2 separate regions of the Homo sapiens genome follow, and region 1 is linked to region 2. A link is an interaction called in ENCODE POLR2A ChIA-PET data of the cell type or tissue named here. Cell type or tissue: Panc1. All regions are shown on one strand.

Evidence for each region. Peaks named below come from ENCODE experiments on the same cell type or tissue, not always from the same donor. Only the 100,000 strongest peaks of a DNase experiment are listed, where the experiment ranks them.
Region 1: POLR2A ChIA-PET joins it to region 2 with 10 read pairs; 4 of 35 experiments call an interaction of 5 or more read pairs at or near these places.

The regions. Positions count from the first base shown.
Region 1 is chr17:48,744,452-48,749,451 of GRCh38, forward strand. No RefSeq gene overlaps it. Among named protein-coding and RNA genes, the nearest start is that of HOXB13, 18 kb to the left of the region's middle. In Panc1, no CTCF peak of the experiment used is centred here; no DNase peak of the experiment used is centred here; H3K27me3 peaks cover 364 bases.
Region 2 is chr17:48,870,741-48,875,740 of GRCh38, forward strand. It overlaps LOC105371814 (a long non-coding RNA gene), which reads right to left. Exons shown (of 4, transcript NR_135674.1): 4 at 4,120-4,299. It also overlaps the pseudogene SUMO2P17. Among named protein-coding and RNA genes, the nearest start is that of ATP5MC1, 20 kb to the right of the region's middle. In Panc1, no CTCF peak of the experiment used is centred here; no DNase peak of the experiment used is centred here; H3K27ac peaks cover 4,504 bases.

The DNA of each region.
Region 1 (5,000 bases), 130 kb before region 2:
GAAGCTCCTCCTACTGCCAGGACCTCTGAAATTTGGTCTTTATCACCCACGATCCATGTTCATCTCACATCTCAAGGTCTCTCCTGTACAGCGTGGAATTGCTCTTGTCTGGGATTTATATTCCCTTCTGTGTAACTTAAAAACTCCAGGCCCCATATCTTCAAAACAGGCTTCTGTTCAGAATGGGTGTGAGTCTCCCGCAAAGAGCCATTAACACTGCAGAGCCTCTTGGTCTGCAGCATTAGGGAGTCTACATTTTTGAAACCATTTTGGGATGGTAGGGTTGGGGGCTGAGTCTGTTCATGTAAACAGGATCTGGAAATGGTGAGGGAGTGCATCTGGCTACTCTACATAGCTCCACCTGTTTGCCAGGTGCCTTCTCCAGACCCAGGCAATGCAGAGGAGGGGGTTGGGTGGGGGAGGGGAAGGGATCCAAGGGAGACTGTGAGCCCCCTACCCAGAGTTCAGCCAGAGAAGGAAAGGGAGACTCTGGCATTGCACCTGGGTTCCTGCCCCAGAAAAGAGGGTAAGATCTGATTTTTTTTGGCGAAGGAAGGAAGGAGAAACTGAAGGAAGAACGGGATGGTTTATTTTCTCTCAGTTTTTGTCTGACCCCTGGGTTGGAAGTGGAAGGCTCTGCTAGGGGCCCTGCACTAAGCCAGTTCTGAGCGGAGGAAGCCTCCAGCTTTTTTTCTTCCTGGTTTTCTTTTCCCTTTTGCCTCCTTTAATTCCCTTTCTTGACCTGGAAGCCAGACATTTTTTTTTCTAGGTAAAAGAGAGGCTAGATTCCAAATACCCCCTCAGCTCCCTGCAGACCCTGGAACTCTGTCCTGACTGGTCCCTGAAGTTCCTCTGGGCCTTCCAAACAGTGGATAAAGTCTGTGTCTCAGCTAGAGTCTCAGCCTGGAATTTCTTTTTCATGCATGGGCAGGCCTAGGGACTCTAAACTTTTGAAAAAAAATAAAATTTTCTTCCTTTCTCTGACCTACTTGAACTTTCAGTTCCAGGAGGAAGGAAATAAATGTGATGTAGTTTCAAAGTATGTGGGAATTTAATAAATGCAGGCCGTGGAGGGTCACTTTCCCCATGAAGACAACTTTATCTGCCCCACTAGGCATCTGAAACAGTGCCATCCGAAACAGTGCCATGCGAAACAGTGCCCACAAGCACCCACCTGCAAAAAGACACAGTGACGGAGCAACAGCAGCTGCGTCCTTACACGCAGATGAGCTGATCCAGGCTTTGAAGGAGCCAGTTAACCAGAGATGGGTTAATTCCTTTGCCAGACCAGAGGTATTGAATCCAGAGAACCCTCACTCCAGAGAAATGGAAGAAGTCTGTGACAGACAGGCAGAGGGACAGAGGGACAGATGGGAGCTCACATAGGGAAAAGAAAAAGGATGAAAATTGTAGTTAAAGAAATCAGGGACTTTCAGGGCACGCAGAGCAGAGCTGATGGGAAGTCCCAGAGAGCTGGATAGGAGGGTAGTGGAGGCTGGGATTATCCAGAACTTGTTTTAACACAGGTATACCTGGCTCGGCTCAGCACCTGCTAGGTTGGCTTTCTAGGATGACAAAATAACCAGCCAGCCCTGCCAATTCTGGGAGAAATCAGCCAGAGCCATTGTTTGGCTTGTCTTCGACCAAACAATAGTTGATTGGCTGGAATTTTCACTTTCCCTGAGTTGTTAGCTCCTGTAAGGAGCTGGTCAAGTCCCCTTGCCCTTAGCTAAGAGTAGACCCCAGCCCCTTCTCTCCCGGCCAAGAGCTGATCGACCTGTCAGTGCAGGAAAATCTCTCAATTACTCACCTCTACCGATTGAATATTGAGAGGGAAGTGTTTTGGTTTGTTGCTTGTAAACAAAACAATCTAGAGTGATCCAGAAGTTTTATCAGCTCTAATCTCATCTCTTTCATCAAGTTATAGGCCCAGAATCAGGACTAGAGACCCACCCACATTTTTAAAGCCCCAGACAGCCTACACGTTTGTGTGTGTGTGTGTGTGTGTGTGTGTGTGTGTGTGGTGTGCGTGTGTTTGGTAGCCTGTATAGGGAAGTTTTTATTTTTATTTTCATTTTCATCATTAGTCTTATTCTTGGTTATCTCTACTTGTTTGATGTGACAGAGCCACAGCTATATTCACAACAAAGAAGGCTGAAGCATTTGGGCAAATACTCAGATTCTAATCTCCGCCCCAACCCCCCACCCCTCCATTTAGCCACATCAGTCAGAGGGCCCCCCGCCAGGGGAAAGAGAGTGGAATGGGGGATTGAGAAACAAGATTCCAAGGGCCGTGCTTGGCTGACAGTGGTCTTTCCTTCTTTTAGTAGTTTCTTTGGAGGGACTGATGAGGGACAGCAGAATCCCCAGGAAGGGAGTGGAGGAGGTGAAATGCTGCCATCAGTGAAATGGAGAAAGAAGGAAAGCGGAGGGTTTGCTGGTTCCGGGGGGGAGTAAATCAGTCGCTTTATAATTCCACGATGTTTGCATCATTTTGGCTTCTGAGAGGCTGCGTTTTGAGGAGACACCAGAAGCCTGGGAAGTTCGCTTACTGGTTCTCAAGTCAGAGTCCCCCTTCCCGGGGCTCCTTCTGGGGACTCCGGGGGAGAGGGATCTCTCTGTCCATCCTGCAACTCCTCTCCTGGCATAGATGCCCCGCACCCCCACCTTGGGCCATCCTTATCTGCCTGTTCCCCATCACGATTGATCCTCCAGGGTCGCCAAGGCTCCTGCTGACTACAAAAACATCCCCAAGATTCCCTTCTTGACCCGGTTCAGGCATATCTCTTTATACTTCCATGTCTCCGTTTCTCTATATTTTTACTGTGGAGGACTCAGAAGAGAGCTGAGGCTATTGTCCGGGGAGGAAAGGAATTCGGGCAAATTTGTGGGTAGGGGCCCAGACCCAAGACCCGTGTTTCTCCTGCGTGGGTTGGAGTCTGTCTCAGGTCGCTCCAGGGACATCAAGAGCCCGCGCCGCCGAGAGCCCGCGCCGCCGTCCAGCGGGAAGCAGCGGACCCACAGGGGCCTCCAGCCGCCTCCCCGCTCCCGCCCCGTGTTTCTCCTGGGCCTCCAGCTCCGTGGAGAGAGCTGAGAGTTCTCGGCCCGCGGGCTTCCTCACCAAATCCCCAAAAACCGACGCAGGCACAGAGGGCTGACTGTGTTTTGAGTAATGCACGCGAGGCAGTCCAATCCGGCGAGATGGCCCGAAGCGGGGCCCAGCGGTCGGGGGTGTGGGTCTGGAGAGAGAGGGTCTCCCCACTTCCTTCCTCCGGCTGCTCGGTCACCCATCGACTACCCGGGCGGAAGCGGGGCGCAGAGGGGCGCAGAGGGAGGCATTGCCCTCCAGGAGTATCTATTCCCATCGGGGTATGGTGAATGCCATCTAGGCCCATGCTCCATTCCCAGGGCCCCCTCGGTTCCTCCAAAGGCGTCCACCCAGAAGCAGCCCCAGTGTCGCGCATTGACTCCCGCCGGCCAAGTCGCCGCCGAAACAGGATCTCCTAAAGCGGGCTCCACCGGGTCCCAGGGCGAAAAGGTCCGAAGATCTACGCTGTCGGAAAGACCTGGAGAACTCGGGAAGCCCAGCAACAACAAACAGGTTTCAACTTGGAAACAAACCATTAAAGTTTGGCTTAGTTTTTGGTGTGAATGGTGCAAATAATTTCTCCTCTTCACTCTTCAGTCGATCTCAGCTGTATAGAGCTGCTCTGCAAGCTAAAAAGAAATTAGTATCTATTCCCCCCGCCAACAATTTTTTTTTAACCCGGGCTACCAGCTTAAGCAACTGGTATCATTCTTGTTGAATTAAGCTCTGAAAGCTCGCCTCAGAAAAAAAGTTTTTATTTTAAAAAACGAATTATTAAGTCGGCAGTCTGATTTTTATTGGTTTTAATTATCTGAGAAAACTCTGCCTTTTAGTTGTGATAACGAGTATGTAGAACAGACCTTAATAAGCAGAAATGTAATTAATTTAAAATCCATAGTAGTTTTATTACCTACATATTTAAAAACAAACACTACTAAAATAATTTCCCGATTTTAATCTATCTTTAAAAAATAGGGGCCGGTGTAGTGGCTTACAACTGTAATCCCAGCACTTTGGGAGGCTGAGACGGGAGCATCTCTTGAGCCCAGGAGTTAGAGACCTGCCTGGGCATTAGAGTGAGAACCCCAGTTTCTATTTTTTTTAATAAAATAAAGAAAAAGAAAAAATAGGTAATGTATGCTAAAGGAAAGAGTCAAAAGTTACATTGGGGACATACATTAAAAAGTAAAATAGGTCTTCCTCTCACCTCTTATCCCAGCTTCCCTTCCAAAAAGCAACTACGATTCCCATAGTATCCTTAGAGAAATGTATATAAATAAAAATTTTTAAGACAAATGACAACATTCCACATACCGAGCTTTATATTTCGCCTTTTATTTTAAAAACTTAGTGCAACTTAATGACGATTTTATATCTTTACTACTGCCTCTTCCTTTATAATGGTTCCATTTCGTTTTCTGAATATATCTTAATTTATGTAATTAGATGACAATTGAGAAATATTTAGATTGTTTCCAATTTTATTTTCTTCTTTTTTCTGGTGGTGCACACAATATACACTATTCTGTGTATATGCAAGTATATCTGTATGATATATTGTTAGAAATGGATGATCTCAAAGGACTTGTGCACTTTAAAATTTTGAAGTGGTTGAACATATTTGCAGAATTACAAGCAATTTGTATGTTCTTTTCCAGAAAACTTTGTTCATGTTTTCCCATTTTCTGTTGTTTTTCATTGTTCTCGTAATTTGTTTTTATCGTATTTTGTGTTTCGTTGTTCTCATAATTTGTTTTCATGGTATTTTGCTAAAATGTAAGATTGTGTTTCGGTTTGGTTTTGTCAATAAAAGTTATGCTCGTGACTAATGTAAAGTCTCTCCGTCTATACTTATTGGAATTTTCCAGACAATTTTTCCTAGAGATGGAGGACAAAATGGAGGGGATGCCGA
Region 2 (5,000 bases):
AGGCTGAGGACAGACCCTGAATAATGCTAACTTTAGGAGTCAGGCAGGGGACCAGAAGCCATCCATGAAGGGAAGAAAAACCAGGAGAAAATGGGAAGGCTGAAAGCCAAGCAAGGAAATAGTTTCAGAAAATGAGTTCAATAGTGTCAAATACTAGTAGGGTAGGACTGGAAAGAAACCTTTGATTTTAGGAACTTAATGTTGACAGGCAGATAAGCTTTTTTCTCTCTTTAAAAAAATTTATTCTCATTAAAGAACACTTGAAATGCATGAAGTACAAAAGTATAGTTACATCAACCAAACACAATTATTAGCATTTCCATCCATTTTTTAAAACATTGTTTTCAGTCAGGGTTTCACTCTGTCACCCAGGCTAGAGTGCAGTGACACGATACTTCACTGCAACCTTCACTTCCTGGGCTCAAGTGATCCTCCCACCTCAGCCTCGGAGTAGCTGGGACTGCAGGCATATACCACCACGACCCAGTACATCTAGTTGTTTCTATATATAGGTGAGCTTGTGAGTTTTTTTGGGTTTTGAGATGGTATCTCACTCTATCTCACCCAGGCAGGAGTGGTGTGATCATGGCTCACTGCAGCCTCGACCTCCTGGGCTCAAGCAGTCCTCCTCCCTCAGCCTCCTGAGTAACTGGGACTGCAGGCACATGCCATGACACCTGGCTAATTTTTTTTTAAAAATTTTTGTAGAGACAGGGTCTTGCTATGTGGCCCAAGCTGGGCTTGAACTGGCCTCAAGTGATCCTCCTGCCTTGGCTTCCCATAGTGCTGGAATTATAAGTGTGAGCCACCATGCCTGGCCTAGGTGAGTGTTCTTTTTTTTTTTTTTAACACAAACAGAACTAGGTGAGCCTTCAAGGAAAGAAAAAAGACTGTGTGCATGTGTGCGTGCATGCCCGTGAATGCCTGCCTTGATTTCCAACACACGCGTCCTCCTTTAAATCCTCCCTGAGCTGGAGACTGACTTGTGGGCCCTGGGAGAGTGTGTGGGAGTGTGGAGAGTGACCTTTGGACCTGGGTACTTTCCGGCCCCTCCTCCCATGGAAGTTGCTGCACTGATTTGGCCTGTGCAAACACCAGGCACTTTTCGCTGGGTCAATATTTCACATCCGTTGTCAGGGTCTAATCCATCTTCAACATCTGTTCCCTGGGATGTTGTGCACTGCTCTGCCACCTATGACCCCTCATGGTCTTTGTCCCCAGAAGAGGATCTCTACAAGGTCCCCAGGGCTTTCTCCAGCTTGAGGCTGCTCGGTTCTTCTCTTTTTTTCCTCTTTAAACCCTCTCACCTTTGCCTGAGCCAATAATCTCCCTCAAATTACAGGGAGAAGCCCCTTCTGTCTGGAAGCCTTCCCTGGCTCCAGAACACAGGGACGTGGTAGCTGCTGTTGTGTAGAATTCAGCAAACCTCACCTGCCAGTGGGTCCAGAACACGTTCTGACCCAGTGTCCTGCTTGCCACCTTGTACTTCCTGACTGCTGCTTCCTGCTGTGAGCCTGCTGGAGCCCTGGGGACACACATTTACTTGAATAACATCTCAAAATAGACTGGGAAGACAAAATGTACTACAAGGGGCCAGGCACCGTGGCTCATGCCTGTAATCCTAGCACTTTGAGGGGCTGAAGCAGGCGGATTGCCTGAACTCAGGAGTTCAAGACCAGCCTGGGCAACAGGGTGAAACCCCATCTCTACTAAAATACAAAAAATTAGCTGGGCGAGGTGGTGGGTGCCTGTAGTCCCAGCTACTCAGGTGGCTGAGGCAGGAGAATTGCTTGAACCAGGAGGTGGAGTTTGCAGTGAGCCAAGATCATGCCAAGGCACTCCAGCCTGGGCGACAGAGCAAGACTCCATCTCCAAAACAAACAAACAAACAAGAACCCAAAATATACTACAAGGTGTAACTAGAAATTGTTTTCAAGATTGGTGCTTTTGCACCATTGATTAGACGAGGCAACCAAGTGCATTTATTTTGATGCATGCCTGTCTTGTTCCTCTAATCAACTCCCAAGAACAGGGACAGACTGGGCATGGTGGCTCATGCCTGTAATCCCAGCACTTTGGGAGGCCGAGGCGGGCAGATCACCTGAGGTCAAGGGATCGAGACCAGCCTGACCAACATGGTGAAATCCCGTTTCTATTAAAAATACAAAAATTAGCTGGGCGTGGTCGTGGGTGCCTGTAATCCCAGCTACTTGGGAGGCTGAGGCACGAGAATCACTTGAACCCGGGAAGTGGAGGTTACAGTGAACCGAGATTGCACCACTGCGCTCCAGCCTGGGATACAGAGCAAGACTCGTCTAAAAAAAAAAAAGAAGAAGAAGAAGAACAGGGACAGATTTCTGTTCATTCTCCTCAGTGCAAATCTCTGGCCCCAGCTTTCCTCATCATTATTCAAACCCAACATATATTCGGCATTTACTATAAGCAAGTGCTGTTATTAAGCCCATTTATAGATGAGGGAGCCAAGGCTTAGCAAGGATAAAGACTTGAAGGCCGCACAGCTGCAGAAGGTCAGGCTGGACCAGGGTTTATGTTGTTAACACTAAATTGTTTGGAGAAACAGCAAACCCAGCTGTGGGGGAATGGGAGGGGTGGGTGTGGAGCCTGAGGCTAACTTCCTCCCACCCAGCCATTCTGTCCTCTCTGCAATAAAATTCATAGTCCAGGAAATTCCCTGCAAGTGACAATGACTCTTAAACTTTCCTGAAGATAAGAATTGCTGGGCCAGAGCCTCCTTCACTGCTTGCCATCCCTTCAGCTGATGGTCAGTAACTCTTTCTTTGCCAGTAGCCTGCCTGGCCTTCCAGTTTACCAGAGAGGCCCTGGTGATGAACCAGGCCCACCTCCCATCTTCCGGAACCCATCCCTGCCACCTCACCCAACCCCACCCTCCTTCCCTCTTTCACTCTGGGAGTTTTTGCAGTTCATCTGCTCAGCCAAAGAGAAGTAACTGCTAATGTTAAGCCGAAATTTGGGTCAGGCCAGGAGGCACCTTTAAAATAAAAAATTTACTCGGGTACAGGAAACAGCTATAAATGATCTTGGAAATGCAGGCACTCCATCTGGTTACACACTCCAGGCAATGCCCAACAGAGCATCTGAAGGGGCCTTGCTTATCAACTGTCATGGATTCAGGAAGCCAAACAGACCTGCCTGTTACCAAGGTGTCTCCTGCAGGCCCCTGCCTCCAGAAATGACCACCCCTGAGATGAAAACTTCTCTTGGGAAGAAACTGAGAAGGAGCTTTTAACAATTTGCTCAGGGCTTCCCACTCTTTGTTGCTGGGACATTCTTTCTGTAGCCAGCTTCAGTCCCTGTTAACACATAGTGAACAACAGTATTATTTTTGTTGTGTTCCACATCTGCCGTGTATAATCTCCTTTTATTTTTTTCTGAGTTAACTTTGTTTTCTTTTTTCTTTGTTTTTTTTTTTTGTTTGTTTGTTTTTCTGCTGACTACCTACTTATCTGTCATAACTTTGTTTTTATTGTGGTAAGAACACAATGTGAGATCTAGCTTCTTTTTTTTTTTTTCATTTTAAACAAGAAGTTTATTTAAACAACAAGACGCTTGACTTGAAGGGAAAACTATGTAGGATTCTTTTTTGTTTTAGAGTAATTTATCCTTACTTAAAGACAGATTACCCTACATGTAACAGCTACGTACAAAAAAGTTATAAAATTGTCCTTGGTTTTACAATGATAAATGAAAAACATTAAAATTCTCCAATTGAACAAGGTATGCAAGGATTTTTATGTTGTTGTTGTTGTTTTGTTGTTGTTGTTAAAACAGTGAGAGCAAAATAACTTACTGGAATATAAAGATAGGAGCTGAATGAGCATGCCACTAATGGAGAAAGGGGGTATTTTCACAGAATCAGTATTTTTCCCCATCCCGTCTCCCCTTGATGTCAGTCAAAACATACCATTGGCTGTTTAGTTAAAAAAAAAAAATGCAATATGCTTGTGCACATATACCAGTTACTTTACGTACAATAAAGGAATGGGGAAGGGGGAAATGAAAGAACAGAGAAAACTATACGGTAGTAGTCAGGATGTGGTGGAACCAAATTGCAGTTTTCTAATTGAGAATGTAATCTTGGTCTTTAAAGAACAGAGTTCTGGAGTAAAGAAGCAGGTTCCCTTTTCAGTAGACACCTCCCGTCTGCTGTTGGAACACATCAATTGTATCTTCATCCTCCATTTCCAACTGTGCAGGTGTGTCTGTTTCATTGACTGGTTGCCCGTCGAATGGGAATCTGATCTACCTCATTGACAATCCCTGTTGTTCACAATAGGCTTTCATTAGTTTACTGAGTGGTGTATGCCTCTTAATCTTAAACTGCACCATAGAACCATCCTGCCCCGCCACCTTCAAATTAATATGATCGTTGTTCTGTCTTGACTCCTTCCTTGGGCTTTTCGTCGGCCATGGCGAGCACTGAAGTCTCCTCAGCTGCCGCTTCACAAAAGAGGTACCAGGTCCGCACCAAATGAGCACACAAGCAGCACCAGAAGCGGCAGAAGAAGGCGAGATCTAGCTTCTTAACAAAATTTTAAGTGTAACATCTCCTTTTAATTTGGATAAAATAGTAGGTATTGGGCCGGGCGCGGTGGCTCATGCCTGTAATCCCAGCACTTTGGGAGGCTGAGATGGGTGGATCACCTGTGGTCAGAATTCGAGACCAGTCTGGCCAACCTGGTGAAACCCCGTCTCTACTAAAAATACAAAATTAGCCGGGTGCGGTGGCGCGCACCTGTAATTCCAGCTACTCGGGAGGCTGAGGCAGGAGAATCGCTTGAACCCAGGAGGCAGAGGTTGCAGTGAGCCAAGATCGCACCACTCACTGCACTCCAGCCTGGGCAACAAGAGCAAAACTCCATCTCAATAAAAAAAAAAAAAAAAAAAAAATAGGCTGGGCGCAGTGGCTCACGCCTGTAATCCCAGCACTTTGGGAGGCCGAGGCGGGTGGATCACAAGGT